5 separate regions of the Homo sapiens genome follow, and regions 2, 3, 4 and 5 are each linked to region 1. Evidence: chromatin loops called from intact Hi-C (ENCODE). Cell type or tissue: PC-9. All regions are shown on one strand.

Evidence for each region. A loop is a pair of places that touch in the nucleus more often than their neighbours do. Peaks named below come from ENCODE experiments on the same cell type or tissue, not always from the same donor. Only the 100,000 strongest peaks of a DNase experiment are listed, where the experiment ranks them.
Region 2: it touches region 1 in a loop (14-fold over the local background); 4 of 110 quality-filtered maps call a loop at or near these places.
Region 3: a loop joins it to region 1, with 5 times the contacts of the local background. A loop is called at or near these places in 90 of 110 quality-filtered maps.
Region 4: a loop joins it to region 1, with 5 times the contacts of the local background. A loop is called at or near these places in 92 of 110 quality-filtered maps.
Region 5: a loop joins it to region 1, with 7 times the contacts of the local background. A loop is called at or near these places in 92 of 110 quality-filtered maps.

What each region holds. Positions count from the first base shown.
Region 1 is chr16:55,469,369-55,474,368 of GRCh38, reverse strand. No RefSeq gene overlaps it. Among named protein-coding and RNA genes, the nearest start is that of MMP2, 7.3 kb to the left of the region's middle. RefSeq lists enhancers at 2,826-3,716, 3,717-4,608. In PC-9, no CTCF peak of the experiment used is centred here; DNase peaks (open chromatin) are centred at 1,728, 2,718, 3,378, 3,668 and 1 weaker place; H3K4me3 peaks cover 881 bases; H3K27ac peaks cover 4,193 bases.
Region 2 is chr16:53,765,854-53,770,853 of GRCh38, reverse strand. The region is part of intron 1 of FTO (FTO alpha-ketoglutarate dependent dioxygenase); the gene reads right to left. LOC124903691 (a long non-coding RNA gene) reads left to right here and starts at 2,127. Exons shown (of 3, transcript XR_007065070.1): 1 at 2,127-2,345. In PC-9, no CTCF peak of the experiment used is centred here; a DNase peak (open chromatin) is centred at 2,083; H3K27ac peaks cover 602 bases.
Region 3 is chr16:55,830,090-55,835,089 of GRCh38, reverse strand. CES1 (carboxylesterase 1) reads left to right here and starts at 1,994. Exons shown (of 14, transcript NM_001025195.2): 1 at 1,994-2,086. The coding sequence starts at 2,035. In PC-9, no CTCF peak of the experiment used is centred here; no DNase peak of the experiment used is centred here; H3K27ac peaks cover 266 bases.
Region 4 is chr16:55,528,255-55,533,254 of GRCh38, reverse strand. LPCAT2 (lysophosphatidylcholine acyltransferase 2) reads right to left here. Exons shown (of 14, transcript NM_017839.5): 3 at 4,661-4,878; 4 at 3,308-3,420; 5 at 1,281-1,341; 6 at 373-431. Among named protein-coding and RNA genes, the nearest start is that of LPCAT2, 22 kb to the right of the region's middle. In PC-9, no CTCF peak of the experiment used is centred here; a DNase peak (open chromatin) is centred at 2,594.
Region 5 is chr16:55,540,702-55,545,701 of GRCh38, reverse strand. The region is part of intron 8 of LPCAT2 (lysophosphatidylcholine acyltransferase 2); the gene reads right to left. Among named protein-coding and RNA genes, the nearest start is that of CAPNS2, 23 kb to the left of the region's middle. In PC-9, CTCF peaks have their summits at 1,837 and 2,037 (motif pointing right); a DNase peak (open chromatin) is centred at 2,051; H3K27ac peaks cover 297 bases.

The DNA of each region.
Region 1 (5,000 bases):
AATCACCCTTGTAAATGTGTGTGTTCTGACTGCTTTACCAACTGACTGGCCATTCCTCATTTCTCTCCCTTTCTGTGGGCCTCCCTAGACCCTACAATCAACAATATCAAAATGAGGCCAGTTAATAACTCTACAATGGCCTCTAAGTGTTCAGGTGAAAGGGATGGTTGCACATTTCTCACTTTACGTCAAAAGCTAGAAATGTCTAAGCTTAGTGAGAAAGGCATGTCAAAAGCCCAGAGAGACCAAAAACTAGGCCTCTTGCACCAGGTAGCCAAGTTGTGAATGCAAAGGAAAGCTCTTAAAGAAAATTCAAAGTGCTATCCCAGTAAACACACAAATTATAAGAAGGTGAAACAGCCTTATTGTTGATACTGACAAAGTTTGAGTGGTCTGGAGAGAAGAACAAAACAGCCATAACATTCCCTTAAGATAAAGCTTAGTCCAGAGCAAGGCTCTAACTCTCTTCAACTCTATGAAGGCTGAGAGAGGTGAGGAAGCTGCAGAAGAAAAGTTTAAGCTAGCAGAGGTTGGTTCATGAGGTTTAAGAAGAGAAGCCGTCTCCATAAGATAAAAGTGCAAGGTAAGCAGTAAGTGCTGATGGAGAAGCTGCGGCAAGTTATCCAGAAGGTCTAGCTAGGACCATTGATGAAGGTGGCTACACTAAACAACAGATTTTCAGTGTAGATGAAACAGCCTTCTACTGAAAGAAGATCCCATCTAGGACTTTTATATCTAGAGATGAGAAGTCAATGCCTGATTCAAAGGACAGGCTGACTCTCTTGTCAGGGGTTAATGCAGCTAGTGGCTTTAAGTTGAAGCCAATGCTTGCCCGCTAATTCAAAAATATTGGGCCCTTACGAAAATTTCTTTCAAACTACTACTGCTTATTGAGAAGGCACCTGGCCACCCAAGAGCTCTGATTGAGATGTATGAGATTCATGTTTTCATGCCTGCTAACACAACATCCATTCTGCAGCCCATGGATCGAGGAGTAATTCTGACTTTCAAGTCTTATTATTTAAGAAATTTATTTCATAAGGCTATAGCTGTCATACATAGTGATTCCTCTGATGGATCTGGGCAAAGTAAATTGAAAATCTTGTGAAAAGGATTAACCGTTTCAGATGCCCTTAAAAACATTCATGATTTCATCGGAGGAGGTCAAAATATCAACATTAGCAGGAGTTTGGAAGAAGTCATTTGCAACTCTCATGGATGACTTTCAGAGGTTCAAGACTTCAGTGGAGGAAGTAACTGCAGATGTGACAGAAATAACAAGAGAATTAGAATTAGAAGTGGAGCCTAAAGATGTGACTGAATTGCTATAATCTCATGATCAAACTTGAATGGATAAGGAGCTGCTTATGGATGAGCAAAGAAAGTGGTTTCTCGAGACAAAAACCTACTCTTGGTGAAGATGCTGTGAACATTGTTGAAATGACAACAAAGGATTTAGAATATTCCATAAACTTAGTTGATAAAGGAGTGGTGGCAGGGTTTGGGAGGATTTACTTGAATTTTAAAAGAAGTTCTAGTGTAGATAAAATGCTATCAAACAGCATTGCATGCTGCAGAGAAATCTTTTGTGAAAAGAACGGTCAATCAATGCAGCAAACTTTATTGTTGTCTTATTTTAGGCAATTGCCACAGCCACCCCAGCCTTCAGCAGCCACCACCCTGATCAGTTAGCAGCCATTAACAATGAGGCAACACTCTTTGCCAGCAAAAAGACTATGACTCACTGAAGGCTCAGATGATGGTGCTCTTTTTTTTTTTTTTTTTTTTTTTTTTTTTTTTTTTTTTTTACCAATCAAGTGTTTTTAAATTAGAGTATGTACTTTTTTTTAAACATAATGCTATTACACACTTAATAGACTATAATGTAATGTAAACATAACTGGTTTTTTTATAATCAGGGTCTTACTGTGTCACCAAGGCTGGAGTGCAGTGATACAATCATGGCTCACTGCAGCTTCTACCTCCTGGGCTCAAGTGATACTCCCACATCCGCCTCCCGAGTAGCTGGGACCACAGGTATGCACTACCATGCCCAGCTAATTTTTTTGATTTTTTTTGTGGAGACAGGGTCTCACTATGTTGCCCAGGCTGGTCTCAAATTCCTGGGCTTAAGCAATGTTCCCCCCTCAGCTTTCCAAATTGCTGGGATTACAAGTGTGAGCCACTATGCCCTGCCCATAACTTTTATATGTATTGGGAAACCAAAAACTGTGTGTCACTTGCTTTATTGCAATATTTGCTTCATGGTGGCTGCCTGGAATTGAACTTGCAACCTCTAGGAGTTATGCCTCTATTTGGGATGCACCTACACTTTCACCTGTAAATGAAGTTGGTCTGACCTAAGCGTGGAGCTACCTTTAAGGTTAGATAGAGGCTTCCCGAGGTTGAAGCTTCACCAATGGGAACAGAGCCAAAAAATCAGTGGAAACCCTGGACCCAGCCCTGCCTGTAGCCAGAAGTATCCTTCACTTTTTAGTTTGTGAGCCAATAAATCTCCTCCTCTCAACTTTGAGTTTTGTTTTGTTTTTTGCTTAAAGCTGCCTGGGTTGAGTTTCTGTCACTTGCAACCTGAAAGTCTTGACTGAAACAGTGAAAGACTTTAGCTGAGAAACCTCTTAGCCGAGAAACCTCCCATCTTAAAGATAAGAAACTGCAAAGCTTCTCATCTTTAAGGTCTCAGCTCCAGTGCTGCCTCCTCAGTGAAGCCTTGCTTGACTAGTCATCCCCTAAAATGAGTCACCTCTGTGTTATTTCATTTCTGGAAGCTACTGCTGTCTTGAAACAATCTTGTAACTTTTATTTCTGACTTCTTTATTGACTTCTGAACTAGAATGTCAGTTGTGTTTCCAGTACTTAGAACGGGGTTTTGCACATAGTAGGTACTCAATAAATATCTGTTGAACAAATAAATGGTTGAAGAAATGAATGATTCTTCCATACATATGAGCAGATGGAAGGGCAGGCTCAGTAAACAGAGTTAGGGCTGGTGGGGTGGTCCCCAGGGTAGAAGGAAAGGCCAGAAAGAGCATGAAGGCTACAGAGACCCTCTACCCGAGGTCCCTGCCCTCCTTGGTTTTGTCACAGGTCCCAGGTACATCTGAGAAGCATTCAAGGGCCCAAAAGTGGGCTGGAACACACAGCCCTTAAGGAGCAGAGGCAGGGCGTTCCCCAGGGCCAAGACATCCCAGAAGATTTAGGTTCTCTGCTGGGCTCCTCAACACCAGGCTCATGGATTCCAAGCTCCAGAGGCTCAGAAGTCCTGGTTACTGTTCTTAAAACCCTTTGCCAACTTTGACTTACTCTTAAATAAAACCACAACTCCTTGCCACAGCCTGCAGAACCCTCCACACCCTGCTGTGACCTCTCTGCAGCAATCGGGATCCCAGGAGGGAGCAGATGGCCCTCCCGGATAAGGATAATTCGAGGAGAGCTTACTGATGATGGATTAATTCCAAAGCACAGGGGTAGGGTATAAGGGAAGCCAAGGGGTGGCACGCAGGGACCTGGGCCAGAAGCACCAGGCCCAGAGGGCTGACCAGAGGGAGCAGTTCCTGGAACCCAAAAGGAGGGAAAATTGCACACAGCAGAGGCCATGAATGAAGCAGCCAGCCCCAGGCAACCTCCCAGGAGGAATCCGGAAATAAACACACTGACTTTATTCTCCTCTCTCCTTCTGATCTTTTGCCAGGCTTCCCATTGGCAGAACCCAGTCCATCCCAGGGAGCACAGGAGCTGGGCAATGCAGTCTGAGGGTGGGAGGTGCAGAGCCACCTGGGGAGGCAAAGAGGAGGGCCCAGCTCTGGCTTCTATCTTTGCATTCTTTCCCTTGATCTTTCAGCTTGGGCCACACTAGCCTTCTCTCTATTCCTGAAAGATAGCAACCCTGTGGTGAGGGCCATAAAGGTGGCTGCTCGGGTCTTCTTTTAAGAAAGAACTTGCAGACCGGGCTCAGTCGCTCTCGCCTGTAATCCCAACACTTTGAGAGGCCGAGGCATGTGGATCACTTGAGGTGAGGAGTTCGAGACCAGCCTAACCAACATGGTGAAACCCTATCTCCATTAAAAATTAGCCAGGAGTGGTGGTGCATGCCTGTAGTCCCAGCTACTCAGGAGGCTGAGGTGGGAGGATTGCTTGAACCCCGGAGGTGGAGGTTGCAGTGAGCCAAGATTGCGCCACTGAACTCCACCCTGGGAGACAGAACAAGATCCTGTCTCAAAAAAAAAAAAAGAAAAGAAAAGAAAAAGAAAGAACTTGCCATTCAGCAGCAGAATGCAGTGAAATGACAGCCTCAGCCTTTAAGCCTAAGCCATCCTCCTTTCAGTCAAGCCCCAGCTAATGGTTAAGCACGGCAGGGGGCTAGAGCCTGGTGTATCTGCCTAAATGTGGGACTCTATCCTTTCTCCAGAGCTCCCCATTGGGTGGGTTGATACTTTTCAGAGCTGTGTGGAGGTCTGAGATTCTCTCTTTTCAAATATGCTTCATTCCCCCTTTTTTTTCTTAGTCCCCCAAACTTATAGCTTCATCTCAGACTCTGATTCCTGGAGGACGCAACTAACACATCTGTCCCCACTGGATTTTGCATTCAATGTTCCCTTGAACTGCAAAGCTTCTCATCTTTAAGGTCTCAGCTCCAGTGCCACCTCCTCAGCAAAGCCTTCCTTGACTGACCATCCCCTAAAACCAGTCACTCCTGTGTTATTTCATTTCTGGCAGCTACTGCTGTCTTGAAACAATCTTGTTACTTTAATTTCTGACTTTTTAAAATTGACTCCTGCCCTTGAATGTCAGCTGCATCTCCAGTACTTAGAACAGGGTTTTGCACATAGTGGGTGCTCAATATACATCTGTTCAATAAATACATGGTTGAAGAAATGAATGATACTTCCCTAGATATGGGGAGATGGAAAGGCAGGCCCGGTAACTGGAGTTGGGTATGGTGGGGTGGTCCCCAGGGTAGAAGGAAAGGCTAAACAGAGCAC
Region 2 (5,000 bases), 1.7 Mb after region 1:
ATCTATCATCCAAGAAGCCAAGAATGACTCAGAAGGCAGACCAAAGCCTCGCCTTCAAACATGATAACTGAAAAAATAGGGCACTTTTCTTCTCTGGCACTGGCATCCACCAGACCAAGCACCTGGGTTATTCAATGCAGTATCATTCATGTTCTTGGATATCACAGCAGTAAATATTTTATTAGAAAATAAAAGGAGAAAAGAAAAGGGAATCTAAAGGGGAAATTTTCTGAGCTTGAAATGCAAAATGTGTTTAGTTACCTTCAACATACACCTTTTCAAAGCAATTGAAATGTGTCTGCATACAATAGGAATGTTAAGACCTCTGTAGGCCATGATCCTGCTACTTTTGAAGGCCTCACTCAACATCAAAATAAACATATTAAATTGTATTCATATTTCACATTAAAAGGTTTCTCTGCAATGCAAAATAATTTGAGAAGATTTTTCGTTTGAATTTATTTGGCCTTGAGAAACTCATTTATGACTAATTATAATTTCTCAGCAATCACTGGATAGTACTTGGGAATTCTTGGAAATTCCAAATTCCAACTTACAAAATCTTTTCAAATATAGTAGAGAAGGCAGGGAAAGAAGCAAGGAGGTTCGTTAGGAAGAAATTACATTTTTTTCCATACAAACTGTAACAACTTTGGAAGCTGATATAAGGCTCCATTTTATAAGCATTTAGTTAAACATTTATTCATTTCAATTCTGCAATTTTATGTCTGGAGTTTGGAGTCAATACATTTTTTTCAAGTCTCATACATTTTTAGAGACCCCTGAAAAACTCTGTGGCTGAGATGAGTGGCAGCTGTTTTCCTCCTCTTCCTGCTGAGTTCTGGCCAATGGAATGTGAACAGAAGTGATGAGTGCCACTTCCAGGTCTGGCCCATAAAAAACCCCTAAACACATTTCTGCAGCTCTTTTCCCCTTCTTGCTGGCTGGAATAGAGATAACCTAAGGTGACCTTAGAAACCTTGTGTGGAAGATGGCAGAGCCTCCTTCAGCTTAGATCCCTAAATGAATACAGAGAGGAAAATGTCCTACCACCCTGTTTACCTACTCATTACTGTTACATAAACAAGAAATGCATTTTATTATGTTTAAGCCATTATAGACTATTTTGATATGATTTTTGCAGCAAAAATCATATCAAGTTAGGGTACGTTGCAGCAATAACCTACCCTAACTAATGTAAACCCACAGGGCTAGACACAATGCCTGTAGTGTCTCATAGATAAATGGCCCTGATTAATAATTTAGACTTTCATCTCTTTTATTTATGCAATTACTAAACCCTAATAAAAATGATATCTAACACTTGTATCGCAGTTGCTATATACTAAGTTCTGCTCTAAATATTTTACATGAATTAACTTATTTGATCTTCATAACAATGCTCAGTGGTGGTTACCATAATTATCCCCACTTGACAGATTATGAAACTGAGGTACAGAGAAATTAAGTACCCCGCCCAAAGTTAAACAATGAGTAAGTGACAGAGCTAGTACTCAAGCCCAAGTAATATGGTTCTGGCAGCCATGCTTTCAATCAGTATGCTATAAATGCGGAGAATCAAGGTGAAAACATGAACTCCAAGGTAGCTCCATTTTCATCTCCCCTCTCACCCAGAAGAAGGAAAGATAAATGGACATAATCGAATATGCAATACCACATCCCCATGTTTGTCATAGATACATTTATTGTTAACCTTAAAGAGAACTTCAGCTAACTCAAGACAGTTCTGATTTACTCTGAATCCTGACTTTCAAAAGGCGCCCACCACATATGTGGGTAGATGAGTCCAAAAGTCAATGTAATTATATACTCGCTTTCATGAAAATGCAAATGTCTCTGGAAGGCAGCTAATAAGTAAATCTGTACTTTTCCAAAGAAGCAAGGATTAACTTCATTGTGGGTTAAATTAGCTGAACATCAGAAAAGGACATCCAAAATAAACAGTCATGTACTGGTGGTAGCCAGGGGTGATGTGACCAAACGCACACTTGAGGAGGAATTCCAAGGGTGGTTGTGAACATTTTTCTGATTCAAAGTAAACAAAAAAACAAGGCAAGTTTTGACATGGACAAGACACTTGAGATCATAAAAAAGCAGCAGCCTCACCAAGCAGGCCACAAATCTAGATTAAATGCATATTTCAGATGACTCATAAACCACCCCCAAAATGACTCTGTGCTCATAAGCTAAACAGAGGCCATTTCTCCACTTACAAAGCTGCCTATCCATCCCACCAAGGTCCTGCTACACGGAGTTGCCCCTTTGTGCATCAAAAGGGAAATTTAAAAGAAGCATTAGATCCCCCGGCATCATCTTCTACTCGGGTAAGAAATATCTATTCCATCCCCTACCTCAAAAAAAGCCACAACCCCACCCCTTAGTTTTGTCTCCCTGGAGGCCGAATTGACCAGCAGTCATGTTTCCGAATCAAATGATATTTACACATTCTGTGCCAGGCACTGTACTAGGAATGTTAACATTTATTATCTCTTTTAACTGCAAAGGATTTAAAACCTGAGCTCTATCTGGCAGCTAACCAAAAAGACAGGCAGATGTGCAAATGGTCAAAATTCATATGGCTCCTTTTGAGTGTAACCATATGAAGGATCAAAGGATGTCAGGTACCTAGACCATTTTAGAAAAGACATAAAACAAGCTGTGCTATGGCAAATGTGGAAGGAAATCCCAAATGTTTGGAGACATCAATCAGTCACTAAGCATCTACTTAAATATCATACTTGTGCCCAGGCCTGTGCTAGGTAATGTAAAAGGAGTTTGCAGTTAACAACAGGCTAAAGCAGCTAACAGTAGTTAACATAAATTGAGCATCTACTATGTGTCAGGCATTATATTATGCACCTTAGCCTATATTAACTCACTGAATCCTCACATCAACCCCATGAACAATCCAGCCAGAATTAGACATGGGAGAAAAATATATTAATCTTATTACAATAGAAAGTCAAAATGTTTTATATGAAACAGTTATTTTTAGATGATTTCTGGGAACTCTTTCTATACTTCAGGCCGGTGAATAATATATTCCTTGATTGTTATTAAATTTGACTGAAGATATCTTCAGAATCTGATCTATAAATGATATAAAACCTGACCTGCAAGTTGAATGCATCATATCACAATAATCACAAGAAATTTACTCTCTTTGATATAACATTAAAATTGAAGAGTCCCATGGGCTTAATAATGACACCTTGAAAAGAGGTACCTTCCCCTGTTTAAAAAAAAAATTCATAAAGCCAGGCTCCAAAGTAAAAAAGTAAAAATAAAAAAGTCAGATTATAGTATTTTATTTATTTTTTATTTTTTTTATTATACTTTAAGTTTTAGGGTACATGTGCACAACGTGCAGGTTAGTTACATATGTATACATGTGCCATGCTGGTGTGCTGCACCCATTAACTCGTCATTTAACATTAGATTATAGTATTTTAATAGGAAATTTCACAGCAGAAAATTCATGAAATCTACTGCTACTAATAAGAAAATAATTCTAAACAGTGTCAAAATTAGTCTTCACATTTACTAAGAACAAAAACATTAGGTTCCCATCTTTAAGGTCAGATTAAGGTGATGGGTTGGATTGAGCCATCCATCAGGTTAAATAAATGCTTCTGGACAGTGCGTAGACTAAACAGGGCTAAGGATTCCTAAGAAAAACACCACTTATAACAGTGGAGGTCAGCACAGAGGCCTGGCCCAGTGGGGAGATGCCCTGTAGCTGCAGGTCTGGGAGACTACCCTACAAATTCTCATCAGACACTTAATCAATATCATGCCTTAGGACCTGAACTGCTACTATAAAATCAATATTACCTTTATTTTAAGTAGCAGGAGGAACAATGAGATTATCTTGTTCCTTACAAGTCTGCCATGGAAAATCTGGCTCATGGTGTGTGTCATCTCCTGCTTTTGCCTGGAAGGAACGCGTTTGTTGGGCTTAGAGACAGTCTGGCGATGCAACCCAGAGACCGGAAAAGGTGAAGGAAAAACACTCCAGTTCAGGGAAGCTGAGGCCTAAAACTTCATTACAACCTAAAGAACAACAATGATTCATGAAAAGAAGAGTTCTAAGGCTTTAACCCATCACCTATATAGTGGATGACTCCCCAGATTTCTATCTCTGGCCCTGACCTTCGGATTCCCTCTCCACAACAGCCTCTTTGATGGTCCCTTGGGTGCTGAACAGACACCAGTCATGTGACTGTCCAAAGGGATAGCACCTGATTCACCCCAGACCTGCTTCGTCCTCAGTTTTCTTATCTCAGTAAATGGTCACAATCTAGTTGCTCAGGCCAGGGCAGAGGCTCACACCTGTAATCCCAGCACTTTGGAGCACTGAAATGGGTAAATCACTTGAGCCCAGGAGTTGGAGACCAGCCTGGGCAATGCAGTGAGGCATCTTCACGGATAACGAAAAAATTAGCCAGGAGTAGTGATGTACGCCTGTAGTCACAGCTACTCAGGAGACTAAGGTGAGAGGATCGCTGAAGCCTGGGAGGTCAAGGCTGCAGTGAGCCACGATCGCGCCACTGCACTCCGGCCTGGGCAACAGAGTGAGACCCCATCTCCAAAAAGAAACAACAAGCAAACAAAACCAATCTAGTTACTCAAGCTAAAAGCCTGGAAATTTTCCTTGATTGTTCTTTTCTTTCAAACTTCTTATGCTGTCTAAAAGTAAATCCTGGCAGCTTTGCCTACAAAATGTATCTTAAATCCTTCCCCTTCAGTCTATCTGCACAGTCACCAACTGGGCCAAGCCATCAGAACATTCCTTTCCCAATATTTCTCCCTAATTCTACTCTGGCCTTCCAATATTCCTCACGCAGAGCCACAGTGATCTTTATAGAAATCAAATCAGAGTAAGTCACTCCACACACACGCTCCCTACCTTAAAACACTCCAGTGATTTCCAATGGGACTTGGAATAAAATCGAAATCTACCGCAGTCTAAAGTCCCT
Region 3 (5,000 bases), 360 kb before region 1:
TTAAGATCGTGAGACAGCATTAATCTCACGGGGTTATTTTGAGAACTGAGATCCTGCATACAAAACTCTCGGCATAGTGTTTGCCACACAGTAAGCTCTCAGTAAATATTTGTCAATGAATGTATGAAGGAATAAAAGTGGAAAATGCAAATAAGTGAAACACTGACAAGATTACAGCCAGGAAATGGCTGTTGTAATTCTAATTAGATATATAGACTTCCAGTATTTTCCTATGCAAATAAAGACATATGTTACTACCAAAACGGGACCATATTATACCTATCTAGATTTTCAAAAATATTTCATTATTTTATTGAAATATAAGTCACATGTCATAAAGTTTACCTTTTTAAAGTGTACAATCTAGTGGTGTTTAGTATATTCCCAAAGTTGCACTAACATCATCACTATTTAATCCCAGGACATTTTTACCACCCCCAAGATAAAACTCATGCCCATTAGCAGTCACTCCTCATCCCCGTCTCTTTCCCCTTCCCCAGACCCTGTCAAACACTTTCTGTCTCCATGGATTTGACTATTTTGGAAATTACATATAAAAAGCATCATACGACATGTGGCCTTTTGTGGCTGGCTTCTTTCCTTTACCATGATGTTTTCCAGCTTCATCCACGTTGTAGCATGTTCTTCTTATGGCTGGATGATATGCCTCTGCACGCATACACCACACTTCATTTACACATTCATCAGGTCATGGACATGCGGGTTGTGCCCACTTTTTGACTAGGATGAATGACACTGCTCTTTGTGTACAAGCTTTTGTGTGGACATGCTTTCAGTTCTCTTCGGTAGACACCTAGGAGGGGAATTGCTGGGTCATATGGAAACTCTGTGTTGAACTTTTTGAGGAACTGCCTACACCGCACAACAGTTTATAACCTATTATTTTCTCCTTTCACAACGCATCCTGTCTTCATTGTTAATAAATAGCTGTGCACATCACTATTTTGAGTGAATACATCGTATTTCCTTAGCCAGCGGTACCACAGTGTGTTTAGTGAATTCCCTATTGTTGGACATTTAATAATCCCATGAAAGAGGCTTTGAGTGACTTCCTTGTGTCCCCAGCAGCTTGTAAATGACAGTTTTCCAGGTGTGCCCAGAGCACTCTGTATCCCCTTAATTTGGTGATTTCACATTGCCTTGACATCACCCCTACTGCTCCTCCACCCCATCTGTCTTGTCTACAATGGTGAGCCCCTTGAGAAGCTGAACCATGTCTTGAATTGGTCTTTGTATCCATTATACATGGCCAGGTGCCAAGCATTTTGGTAAATGTTCACAAAATGGATGGGTACTTGGATGGATGGATGATAACAGCCAGGGACTATGGGGGGACGGAGTTCATTTTTACATTCTGTCCAAAAATCCCTGCTTTGGAAAGTAGTGAGTTCTCTGACACCGATGGTGTGTGACAGGAGGCTGGACCAGTTGGCAGGATATTGTGAAGCTAATTCAGGCCTCAGAAAGGGGACTCGATGAAATTTAAGATCGCTTCCAAGCTTGAGAGCCTGGAAAGCTATGAAAACACAAGCCCTGGGAGCTGAGATATGTCCTAACTTACCCAGCTGAGCTGTGAGGTGTGAGTGGCTCTAACATTTTCCAGTTGTTTCTGAGGACCTCAGATCAAAGCTTCCCTTTGCCTAAAAGCATCTGCCTGCTGGTGTGGGCCCTTGGGGGCCGTCACAGTGCACTGAGGTTAGAGTCCTGCAAGGGTGAACCCTTATGTAACAAGTAGTTGGGCAAGTTTACAGCTCTCTGTAATCTGACAGTAGAGTCCAGACTGGTTTGATGAAAGAGGGTAAACTGTGGGTGGGCGTGGCCTGAGGCCCCACTAGAAGCCCAGGGAGATCTGAGGAAAGGGAGGGCTTTTCTGATCTCTCCCAATTAGAGGATTAGGCAATTGGCAGCGCAGGGCGGTAACTCTGGGCGGGGCTGGGCTCCAGGGCTGGACAGCACAGTCCCTCTGAACTGCACAGAGACCTCGCAGGCCCCGAGAACTGTCGCCCTTCCACGATGTGGCTCCGTGCCTTTATCCTGGCCACTCTCTCTGCTTCCGCGGCTTGGGGTGAGTCCTTCTGAAATCAAAATGCGGGGCACTTTTTGAAATCCTTGTTCTGGGCCGAGGTGGGCGCAGATGCGTAGAAAGGCAAAGACACAACAGGTCCGGCTCTGCGGCGGGGCACGACTTCCATATTAGGACTTGGACTTGGAGCAGCTGAGCCCGGCCAGCCTGGCCCGCGCGGAGACGCAGGGAGGGTGAACATCCTGAGATCGCCCTGTACTGCTCGCCCAAATGCAGGCCGACAGCCGGCCCACCTCAGGCCGCACACACGAGAAATTTAGGCAGCTCAGTTTGCTGTCCCTTAATTAGTCCCCTTACGGCTGGATCACGGAGAGCGGCTCAACATAATATTAAGAGCATCGACTCTGGAGCCAGAGTGCGTGGGTTCGAGTCCCCGCTGGGCGCTTCCTCGCTGTGTGTCCTTAGGCAAGGGACTGCGCTATTCCGTGCTTGGGTTACCCCCTCTCTGAAACAGAGGTGGCAGTGCTGCCTACCTCACTGGGCTTTGGTGAGGAGGAAATGGGTGGCTGTTTCTAAAGCACTCTTGGCAGCGCCTGGTATGTAGAAAGCACGAAAAAGGGATGGATAAATAAAGGCGCTGTTTAAAAACGTAGTGTATGAATAGAAAATTTGAGCTGTGGTCAGGCCACTATATCAGGACCTCTTGCCATTAAAAAGACAGTTTCTTACTCATGTTCTCAACAGGAGGGGGACACCAGTGCGCGGGGCACAAGGGGAAGCAGCAGAGCCTGGGGAGGGGACAGGGCGGATCTGAGGCCAAGGGGCTTTTACTGTGGCTTCCAAGGATAGAAGAGGAAAGGCAGGGCAGGCAGGCTGAGGACTGGCAAGTTGGGATACTTCAGGGGCTCTGGGGCACAGGGGCTGTTCCTAATTGTTTTGTACCTAGCCCTGGCATGATTAGGGCAGGTGGGTAGTGGCCAGGGCATGGCAACCCGATCAAAGAGGCAGTTGGGGTGTGGGCTCTGGGGTGGCTGGACCCTGGGAGGGAGTTTCTCCAAGGTCAACAAGGCCTCAGATGCCAGAGCATCAGAATACAGAAAGCAAAACACATGGTACATAGAGGGGTGCAGCGAGGGGCCTCGAAATACCCCCATGCCATTTTATAGACAGAGAAACTGAGACTCACACAGGGAAATGTACTTGCCCAGGGTCAACCCGAAAATCACGCCTAGGTCTGTCTCTGGGTCCTGAATCCTGACAGCCCAGCCCCGTCTGCATCCTGTCTTCCTTCTGGCAGCCTGACACTGCGAGAGCTCTGGAACTGTGGGGAAGGGCAGAGAAGAGAGGAAGCCTATTTGGAACTGAATGTTCCTTTACCTCTGGTTACTCCTGGCAATGCCATCCATTTCCTTCCTTAGGAAGACCATACAGGCTGCCTCCACTTCCTCAGTTTCCTCCTCTGTAAAATGGGCATGTTGATGCCTACCCAGCAAGGCTTATTTGAAGATTAATTTAAAAAACTGGAATGCATGCCTGGCACATAGTAGGTGCCCACCATGTTCGTGCTTCATATAACATCAGCAGCAACTGGTCTTGTTCTCACACTTGTTTCTGCCTCCCCCCATTCACCCACTTTTTCACCCTTGGCAATCTGGCTGCCATCCACCTCATCCTGTTGAAGGGAATCCCTGAGCTGAGCATGACCAGCCCAGTGGTTTCTTCTCTGACTTGACTCTCCTCCACCTCCCTGAAGTCCTCAGCACTCTTAGCTGGTTCCTCGCCCTCTTGCTCCCTGGGCTTCAAAGACATGGGAACGTTCTCTCTCCCCTATTCTGATGGATCTTTGGTCTTGGCCGTAGTGGTCCCTGTGTTTGACCTTTGTTTTTTTTTCTCTTCCCTCTCACACTGGCATCTTCAATGAAGCCATACACATCCACCGTATGTACCCTCACAGTCCAGGAGAAGATTCTGCCCTGCTCCCTCACCAGGCTTCCTTCCAGCTTTGAAGTGCGCTCATCCTGTGGCATCATCTTGCCTGGATATCCCACTCACATCTCCACCGAGCCTGTGTAAACAGGGATCCAGCATTACAAGCCAGCTCTTTGGTCTTCTTTCCCTTCCATTTCCCCCACCTCTGGTCAGGGACCAAGTCTTTTCTTTTCCTTTCTTTTCTTTCCCTCCCTCCCTCACTCCCACTTGCCTGCCTGCCTGCCTGCCTGCCTGCCTTCCTTCCTTCCTTCCTTCCTTCCTTCCTTCCTTCCTTCCTTCCTTCTTTCCTTCCTTCCTTCTTTCCTTCCTTCCTTCCATCCTTCCATCTTTCCTTTCCTTCTTTCCTTCTTCTCTCTCTCTGGAGGAGCCAGGATTACAGGCACATGCTACCACACCCAGCTAATTTTTCTATTTTCAGTAGAGAGGGGGTTTCACCATGTTGGCCAGGCTGGTCTTGAACTCCTGACCTCAAATGATCTGCCTGCCTTGGCCTCCCAAAGTGCTGGGATTACAGGTGATCCACTGTGCCTGGTCTCCAAGTCTTTCAAAATACCTTTTAGACATCATCATATTTCTACATATTTTTTCTTTTTTTATTTAAAATTTTAAAATAATTAAGATGGGGGGGAGGATTTCAGGTGAAGACCGGAAATCCCATACAGTGCTGAAAAGGTGGAAATCACCAAGAAAACAGGCCACATGTAATGCCACCACCCATTGCTATGTCGATAAACATGCTTCCAAGGAAGTTCATCTCAGTATTATTTGTAATTAGCAACAACAACAAAAGAAAAGAAGCTAAATATTGACATTGCAGGGTTGGCTATTAATAAGATGAGACATGGATGCTGTTGTGTAACTGGGCTTTCCATAATGGGTTTCCATTGTGATTGGATATTCCCCTTTAAGACCAAATCTGAATTGTTCTGTTCTGCTCTAGCCCCACACTTTGAGGGAGGTGTTGACG
Region 4 (5,000 bases), 59 kb before region 1:
CACTAGTAATGACCACTGAGTCAGGAAAAATTTCTTTCTAGAGTTAATGAAAATCACAGATTTTTAACTATTCATTCTAATGAGACCCTAATCTGGGAATTAATCACACCAACATGGTGACAACAGAGTAAAGGCTAAGAAAATATCTTCCTGAAGTTCAGTAATAGCAAAATAATATTTAATATTGGTATCAATGGATATGTGCCTATCTTGCAAAATTTTAAAAACTAGATGTGGCGAGCAGAATGAGCTCTCCCATTTGCTTCCACCATTTATCTGTTCACAACCTTATTTATATATTAAAAGGGGTCCCAGAGAATCTGTGCTACTTGGAATACTGAAATTCTTCCTGTGGTAAAATACTGTGCTTACCAGCTTGTTTGGGTATCTGAGGAGGACTGGCTGCACTGGAACTCCTGGAATGAAGGCTCCTGCAACCACATTGAAAGTTTATAATGTGTTTTTATGTGAATAAAAGTTTTATGATAAAGAGAAAATTAATAAATAGTATAAATAGACTGAATATTTTAAGAGTATGTGTAACAGAAATCATTTGCTAAATGTTGGTAAATCCCTAGTGCTTACCAAAATGAGGGATTTTTTTTTTTTAATTAAGAACTACTGAAGCAAAATATTAAATGCTGTGCCTATGCCACTTAAAATATTTGTTTATTCATTGATTTATTTCTCCACTTTTTTTCATTTTCCAAGTGTTAATATTCAACAGAATTGTTTTAAGTAATGATAAAATCAAGACAAAGAAAAAATAAGAAGAAAAGCTACATGAAACCAAATGCTTGAAGCAAGAACTACCACACTTGCTAGAAGTGAGTCATAACTTTGCTGCTGAGCATTCTGGCAGCTAATACAAAAACATTTTAAAGTATTAAAAATTATAATGAAAGCTGCATTCACTGACTTCTAATGTTAAAAAAGAGGTGAACCTTAGAAAGCATCTGAAGACATTATAATGATAATGAGATAGGTTTTCTACTTGATGACATAGAACCTTATGTGTCCGTGAGGGTTCCCAAACACACACACAGCCACACATCCTAAGTGCACATGCATGGAGTGGACACTCCAAGGGGAGAGGAATTATGACCCCAAAAGAGAAAGCAAAGCAGTAAGTTCTGTGGATCCACAACGTTAAAAAGTTGCTATCAGAAAAGAAAAAAATGCTCAGAGCAAGCTAAAGAGTTATTTTGTGTATTTCTATAAAATCATTTGCAAAATCTCACATATTACTTTGTTAGAATACATAATTTAATTTTTCTCACCTGGTTTAAAAGTAATCAAACAGGAACGATTAGTACAAGTACCTTCTGGGAAAACTAGTATCTTGGGAAAAAAGGAATAGATTTAATATTTCAATCTAATTAATAAATTACCTCTTTACTCGCTTTCTTATGACTTCACAAACAGCTGCCAATGCTTAAAAAACAAAAACAAAATAAAAGGCTAACATTTGATTCTAATGAAAGCTACTATCAGATTATTCAATTTTCTTGTAAAGAAAGTGTTGTCTAATTTAATTAGAAAATGGATTTAAGCTTTGAATAAAGAATATACTTAACAAATGTCTCTTAATGATAAAACTAATGATCTGAATAAACTTAAAAGATGTAGAGCATAATTCATGGTCAAAGTGTGCATTAGGCTACATTAAATTCTTTCTTCTGCTATATATCCTTAACCAAATAATTTCCAACTTTGTTTCAGTTTTCCCATTAATATTTACTCCCACAACATATAGTTCAGGCATGTCTTGAGGACAAAGGAAAAAAGATATGTGTACAATGTGCTTCATGTTTACTTGAATTAGTTGACATATGGAATACAACTTAATATCTTTTTTCTTTTTGAGGCAGTGTTTTTAGCTTTTAACATACTTCTTCATGTTTTCAAAGTAAAAGATATGCAGTACGTTAGTTTCCCCATTAAGTAAAATAGCAACTTAATTTTCTGATGCTTTTAAAATTTAGCCATGAATAAATTGCTAAGTGAATAAAATAAAATAAAGTAACATCCTGCACTCACAGCAGTTAGCAAAGTGTTTTTATGATAATTAGATAGGGAAAATATTATTGGGCTACATTGCCACAATAACAGGTTATTTATAAAATAAAAATTATGAAAGGATATAATTCCATTCTCCAGTTTAAAAGTGGGTTTCCTATGACAACGGGATACAATATCAAATATATTTTATTCAGTGAAAATTCAACAACTAAACTACTAACGATTAATGGGTATACAGTGAATCGTAAAATCTCAGAGCTGGAAGGGCCATTAAAAGTCACCTAGCATATCTAATGCTTGATTTCTTTCTACAATAGTGGTAGTTCAGCCAATGCCTGAAAATTCTAGAAAAGGATTCCACATCAGACCATTCCACTTCTGGACAGAAAGTTGTTCCTCAAGATGAGCAAAATGAGCTGAAATTTATATATTTGTTATCTCCCATCTACCAGTCCTAGATATAGTCTTTGGATCCACAGAGAAAAATCAAACCCTACTCCCAATGCCACCTATTCTCAATCCTCTTTTTAATCACTCCTTACATGCTTTGGTTTCTAAAACAACCTGTTTGGTCACATACTTTCTCTTGGACTTTAACATCTTCATGTCATCATGTGTGGCTAGATAACTGTAGGACTATTAGTCTGCTAGAGATGAGTTGTTTTCAACTGGGCAAAGATAAAGGAGTGACTATTAGAATCACCCTTGGCTTATTTTGCAGTAAATGTTACCCCCCCCCCACCCCCGCATTCCAGGGAAGGGAGTGGTGAGATGGTAAAGTTTGAAAAAAGGTTCTACAGGTGATTTTGATATGCCCCTTGAACTGAAAAGCACTATCTAAATATACTTCAGGTGAGATTAAAGATCTTAATCACTTACCCACCACAATATTGAGTATAACTGAGCTTATATAATTAAGCTTCTAAAATATGAAATAGGAGATACTTTAGTATAATGGTAATAGATACTAAGGTATCCCCTATCTCATCTATAAAGTGGTAATTAAATTTAGAGTTAGAGAATCAAATTTTTGTAACACAAAGAGAAAATTGGTTCAAAGAGTTTGGAGAATAAAAAAGAATAATACATTTAATTCCATAGAGTATCTCATGGGGAAGAGGACTTCTTAATACTGGCTACTGTATTTACTCTGCATCTATTATGCTAACAATACCTAGTATAGGTGTCCACAGATATTGCTATCTGTGGATCCAAATGAGTAAGTCTACATACATACAATTAATAAACTCCCACTATATTTAAATTAACATCTACCATGTTTTACCTGGGGCCATTCTCCTCCTGATGTTGTTCGCTTTATTATTTCATTTATTGTGTTTTTTCGGGAATCCGGATCTACACGGGACACCAAAACTGGTTGCACAGCCCGTAACAGTCCTTTAAAACAAATGAAAAGTTACAGGCAAGCCATTTTTTGGCTAAAGCAACCACAGCAATAATACTGGATATATAACATATTGTATGGAAAATTTAAATGAGTAAATCAAAGAGAACAATTAAAAAACAATTTATTAGAACTTAGCTTCTAATTTTGAAAGAAGTGGATATTTACAACTAAAAACATTTCATTAATTTAACAGAACTAAGCAGCAAAAATACAAAAGGAAGCAAATGTAATTTTCTCCCTAAAGGTCTTCTTCCTCAATTGACATTAAACCTTTGGGATATGCTACAAGATTATTGTTTTATTTTAGGAATACCTTGAAAACTGATTACGTGAATTCACAGTACACATAAGTAGGAGTAACCATTACTCATAATACTGCAATTTTCAGTAGAACATTTTTTTAAAATAGCTTCCTAACACACGAAAAATCAACTTCAATTTACCAAAGATCTATTGCTACACAATTTTTCAGGAAAAAGCCATATTACACAAAGCATGGTAGTTACATTAAAAAAAAAATGTCTTAGCTGAATGACAAAGCTGCAAGAACTACTATTACTTCTCCAGAGCACTGAGGCAACATCAGGGAACTTTCACACTCTCTCATCATCTGATGTTTGCAATAAACTTGGGACAACAGGGAGTAGTTACTTGGAGACAATTCTTGAGGGAGACCAAAGCATCTGGTAGGAAAAACACTTCACTTGCGTCATTATTTTTCATGGCAGGAAGTACCTATTGTCCCACATCATAATTTTCAAAGAGCTACACATAGGTCCCTCATGGAGATTTGGGGGGCAATAATGAAGAAAACAGAGTAAGGAGAAATCACTTACTGCATTTAGCAGCCTAATATCCTGAAGATAAATTCATCAAACAGCATATACCTGTGTTTTCATAGATTCTCTCAAATCAAACATGGATTAAATTCTCTCAAATCAGGCATGGATAGTATCTGAAAACTAGTCTTTCTGGCTATATATAAGAACAGAAAGACAATGACATAGTGATAAAAAGTTTTAAAGAGTTATGAAGCTATAAAAGGGAAGTCTCTAATCTTTTTTCATAAATATACTATTTCCATGTAGTAACTTATTACAATAAAGTAAATATGTTTGAAATGTTTATTTTAAACTTTTTAAAAAGGTTATCAATGAACTATATATGATTATTTTAATTTAAAGCATGAGCATGAAAATATTTTATCTACGTTACCTTACAAGTACTTACTGCCAATCAGAGGGACTTGTGCATTCTCATTTCGAGATACCATAGAAGGTAACCCAGCTACAACACAGGCAATTCCATCAAAGAATGTTGAATGAGGGGCAGCAACAAAAACTGGTGCTTCCAAAGGACTTGCAATCTTTCCTTTTACAGCAACTATAAATCCCATTGAAAAGAACATAGCACGACCCAGAAATTTCAAAGCTGTTTGAGTAATTTTCCTTTGAAAATATAGAAAAGATGTAATTAGCTCTGTTAATTAAAGCTAGCAGCAGGGTTTTACTCTATAATACAATAAGAAAACCAAAACATGTCAGAGTATTTCATATGAAAATATGAGCTG
Region 5 (5,000 bases), 71 kb before region 1:
CTTAAGCCTAAGACATTAAATGCCAAGTAAATTAATTTATACATTATCAATATATTGAATCATCTACCTTTCTAGAACATAGGTTATATGAGGTAATGGGGCACTGGGCTTGTACTCAGGAGATCTGTTTCTAAGCCCTGGGTCTGCTTGTGTGTTAACTAGTATGTCATTTAACTTTGATGAACCATTTCAACTCTAAAAAGAGGGCTAAGATCACTACTTCCCTGGTGATTGTGAGGGTGAAACAAGTCAGTGTCTGGAATTCTGGAAGTGTAAAGCTGTAGCTACTAAGATCTTTCTCCTCGAGCTGCATTTTCTACCACTCTCATCCCTTTATGTGAAACTCCCATCCCTTTATGTGAAAACTTTTTTTTCTTTTCTCTTTGCCTTTCATCTTCTCTATCCATTCTAATGTCAACCATATTTTTACTATTTGTTTGAACTTTATGTTTTGTCATTTATTCTGCTTTTTAAAAAAACTCTTAGTATTGGCTTTACAGCTTTTTTGCTTAACACCATTTTTTGCTTTAGCATTTTTAATTCTACTTTTTCTCCACTTGATGTTCTGTGATGCCTCAATTGTATTGTTCTTGTTTTTATTTATGGTTTCCTGACATTAACAAGGTTTTAGTGCCATATTCAAGTTATTACGTATTTTTCAGCACCTACTATATACCAGGCAAGATTAATAGGACCCTATTTCCTGCTCTAAAGAAGATCAATATTTTAATAGTATAGAACAACACATTAATAACCCCATATGCTAAGTGTCATTACCCTTATTACCCCCAATTATAGATGGGGCTCAATAGCTTAATTAACTTACCTAAAGGCATGCAAGTCACATGGCCAGAATTCAGCCCAAGATTTGTCAGATTCAAAAAAAACCCTTATTTTCTCCACTAACCATCCTTCCTGGAGTATGAGAGCAAGAGGTAGGAAAGGATTAATTTTGTCAGGGGCCAGGGAAATGCAGCCAAAGAGGAAGGTGGTGCCTAGGGAGAGAGTGCACACAGGAAAGCTAATTCTGTTAAGGGTGCTCTATAGAAGAACTAATACTTGATGTTGGCTTTTTAAGAATAAGTGAGATTTTGCCAATAGTTACTGTTTATTGAATTATAACTACAAACCAGGCATCATGCTAGGTGTTTTACATACGTTATTTTATTTCATTAATTTTTCCCCCATAGTAGGTGCTCAGGCACTGCACTAAGCCCTACAAACATGACAGCAAAGTCCCTGCCCTCAAGAAGCTCTCCATTCAGTAGGGTAGAAATTTATGAAACAGTGAGCTAAATCCACCAATAAGAGTTACCATCCATTAAACATCTACTGTGTGCTGGGTATTTTATATTAGGGGCTTTATATGATTAACTCTCTAAACAATTCCTTGAGGTAAATCTTACCACTTCCATTTGATAAATAAAGAATGCAACTAGAAGTAGTTAAAAATACCATTTTTTTCCAAATGGACCTGTTTTCAAGTCTTGTCAATCATATTAAGAAAACTGTAAGCATTGGTATCTCAGAGGTGACATTTAAGCAAGGGAATGACATGACCAGGTCCAAGTTTTTAAGTGGTAACTTCAGCGGTAAGGAGTGTATGCACCAAAGAAGAGACTAAGAGCAGGGAGAATGTCTGGAAGCAGCTGCAATCATGGGAGAGATAATAAGACCTTGAGTAGAGGGAGTGAGGATGTGGAGGATGGCATGGATGCAAGTTGCCTTTTTAAGATAAAATGTATGGAATTATAGAATAATGTGCTACAGGATATTTACTTTTCACATTTATCTGATTATTTCCTCTCTAAGGGGGCAGCTGCAAGCTGCAGAAAGTGTTCTTGGACTGGGTTGCTGCTTGAGATCTGCCGTGTGATCCTGGAAAAGTCATTTAGCCTTTATGAGCCTCAGTGCCCTCTCCTGTCAAATGAAAAAATTTAACTAAACGATCTCTGAAGTCCTTCCCATTGGAATTCTGTGTGTGGCTCTCTATTTTGCATAGTTGTTTTTTAAGATAGAAAAATAAACTAAGCCACCAGAGGTCCCCACATCCTTATATATCTAGAATAACTATCTTGGCAAAGAAATATTTCTAAAAATTCCCTGCATCCTGATCTAGTAAAATTTCTTGTATTTGCTTAGTATAAAATCCAAGAAAAAAACAGTAAGTTGAAATTAATGTTCATAAAATCTCTAACAAAACAGTGTAAGAAATTAAAGTTTTTAATTGCCATATAATTCTTCATTTTTTAAAAAAGTCAAACAACCATTTGTAATACACTTGATTTAGGTCATAAAAGGTCATACTGAAAACCTTGAAAAATAAATTGCTGCTACACTGTTAACCAAACATAATACAATGAAATACAGGTTTGGTTTTATATTAGTGCAGGTAGTATTTTTCATAAAATGATTTTTAATAACTCTCATATTGGCGTGACATCTTATTCTTAAGGAATAAAGTTCCACTGAGAGTACAAAATAATTAAAATCCTAAATTTGACACCCATGGGCCTTGGAGGCCCCATTCCTCCTAAGAAGCAATTCAATGGAAATTCTAATAAAAAGTCACCTCTCCTAGAATAAGACCTTGCCCTCTATATCACATTTCCATTTTGTACAGTCATTCAAGGCTCACAGTATGAATGTATCCTTTATTTGGAAAGGAAAATCAATCAAAGAGAGGTGAACATGATTGCCACTATCTTTTATGGTTCCCAACAGACATCTATATACCCCAATGACTTCAAGCCCCCAAGTTTTCCTTTCTAACTTCATCTTCTCTCAGTATCCTCATTACTCACATTGATGACTCACTTGACATCTTGCCACAGATATTCTTCTAGACTCTACCTCAGCCATGGAAACAAACTTATGACTCTAATCTCTGCTAAGTTCTTCAGTTTCCCCTCATTATCCATTAGTGTTTATTTCTTCCCTAATCTGGTCTTGCATAGACCATGACAACCTAATGGTCACATCTGGATCAATCATCCCTCTTTATCCACTCCCTCTGGCAACATCTCCCTGACTATCTACACTGGACTTGGGAGTCGGATACTTCTGTATGACCTGTTACTTAGAATCTTTCACTTCTGCCATGCCCACAGTGCCAATCACACATCCTCAGCCACCTCTCCTGATCTTGCCTTCATATTCCTGTTAGGGACCACTGAGAGATGCTAAAAATGTTACATATGTTCCATGCTTTTCAAGTTGCAATTCCACTTTTACCTCACTCTTGTGAGGTACAAATGGTACTTCACTTTCAACTTTATAAAGAAGACAGCTTATGTGAATGTATTCCCTTCTATTGCACCTGAAATTGGCTTCACAGCTCCACTCCCCTCTCCTTTCAAATACAGTATTCTCTGTACCTTCCCCATACTTAACTTTGCACCATCCTGTCCCAGATGAGGAGGAGACTAAGCGACATGTTTCTCAGGTTAACATCTCATTTGTGCTTTTGGTCCCAGAGTCCCCCACTTCCTCTTGGTCCTTAGCATACAAGCAATATATAAAATTCTTCAGCCTACTATTTAAGACATCCATCAACCAAAGCCAGTCACTTACATAGATTCTCAGTATCACTAAAGCTAGTTTATTCATTTTTTCTTGACTACATCAAGCACATTCCTTTCTACTAAAAAAATGATGAGGAAGATTGAAGAATTATGACACTATAATCAATCTTTTATTTTTTCCTTGTAACAGAAAATAATTTTAAAAGGACAATCTTAACAAATGTGCAGTTCTAGTTCTTTGTGTAATTCTTCTTTTAAATCTTCGAAGAGAAAAAATGCAAAAGAAGGAAGATATTTTTAAACAATGCTTGCTGCTTCCTTCCCAAAAGAACAGAAACATCTAGATGAGACAGAAAGTAAAAGTTAGTGCTTATTGAACACTTACTATGTGCCAGCACATAAGTAACTTTATTACTCCTCAAAACTCTATAAATTTTCTGTCATTATCCCCATTTTTGTCAGTGAGAATGCAGGCTTAGAAAGGTTTAATTTTCTCAAGTACATACAGGTAGGTAGTAACAGGATTAGAACAAAAACTCTAGTTAATACCCTTTTTATTTCTCTATTAGTATTCACAAATTCCAGAATTTTACCAAGTTCCAGAAGAAATTAGCTTTGTTAGAACAAGTATATATGTAGGGTGTGTGTGTGTGTGTGTAGTTGTATGATTGAGGTTTTCTAAAAGGCTCATTTTAGATTAAAAACTACAAATAATTGTAGTGCATTTGGATACTTAAATAAACTATATAAATGTCTTTGAATCTTCCCTAAGTAATTAGCTCTCTAAAGATCTTAAAAGTGATATGTACATGTAGCTGTTGATCATAATACTCATTATTAATTGCAATCTTTCCCTAAATCAGAAATTCTTTTTAAATTAAAAAAACAAACCTTTCTATTACTTTAAGGAAATGAAAAGCCCACAACAGAGTATTTTAGGCCTAATGCTAGCCACTATAAGCTCACTATAAGCTTTTAAAGGAATTTTCCTAAAGAAAACACAATAGTCTCCCTTATCTGGGATTTTGCTTTCCGTGGTTTCAGTTACCAACAGTCAACCATGGTCCAAACACATTACATGAAAAATTCTGGAAATAAACAATTCATAAGTTTAAATTGCATGCCATTCTGAGTAGGGTGATAACATTTCATGCTATCCTTCTCTATTCTTTCTTCATCACAAGGAGAAGAGGGATGAATATAGTACAATGAGATGTTGACAGAGAGAGAGAGACCACATTCACATTCAACTCTTATCTATATTGCTACAACTGTTCTATTTTATTATTAGTTGTCACTGTTAATCTCTTATTGTGCCTATTTTATAAAATACATTTTATCAGAGGTATGTGTGTTTAGGACAAAAGTTAGTATATATAGGGTTTGGTATTTCTTGCAGTTTCAGGCATTCACTGGGGGTCTTGGAACATATCCCCTACAGATAAGGGGGGACTTATTATATATCTAATATGCCCA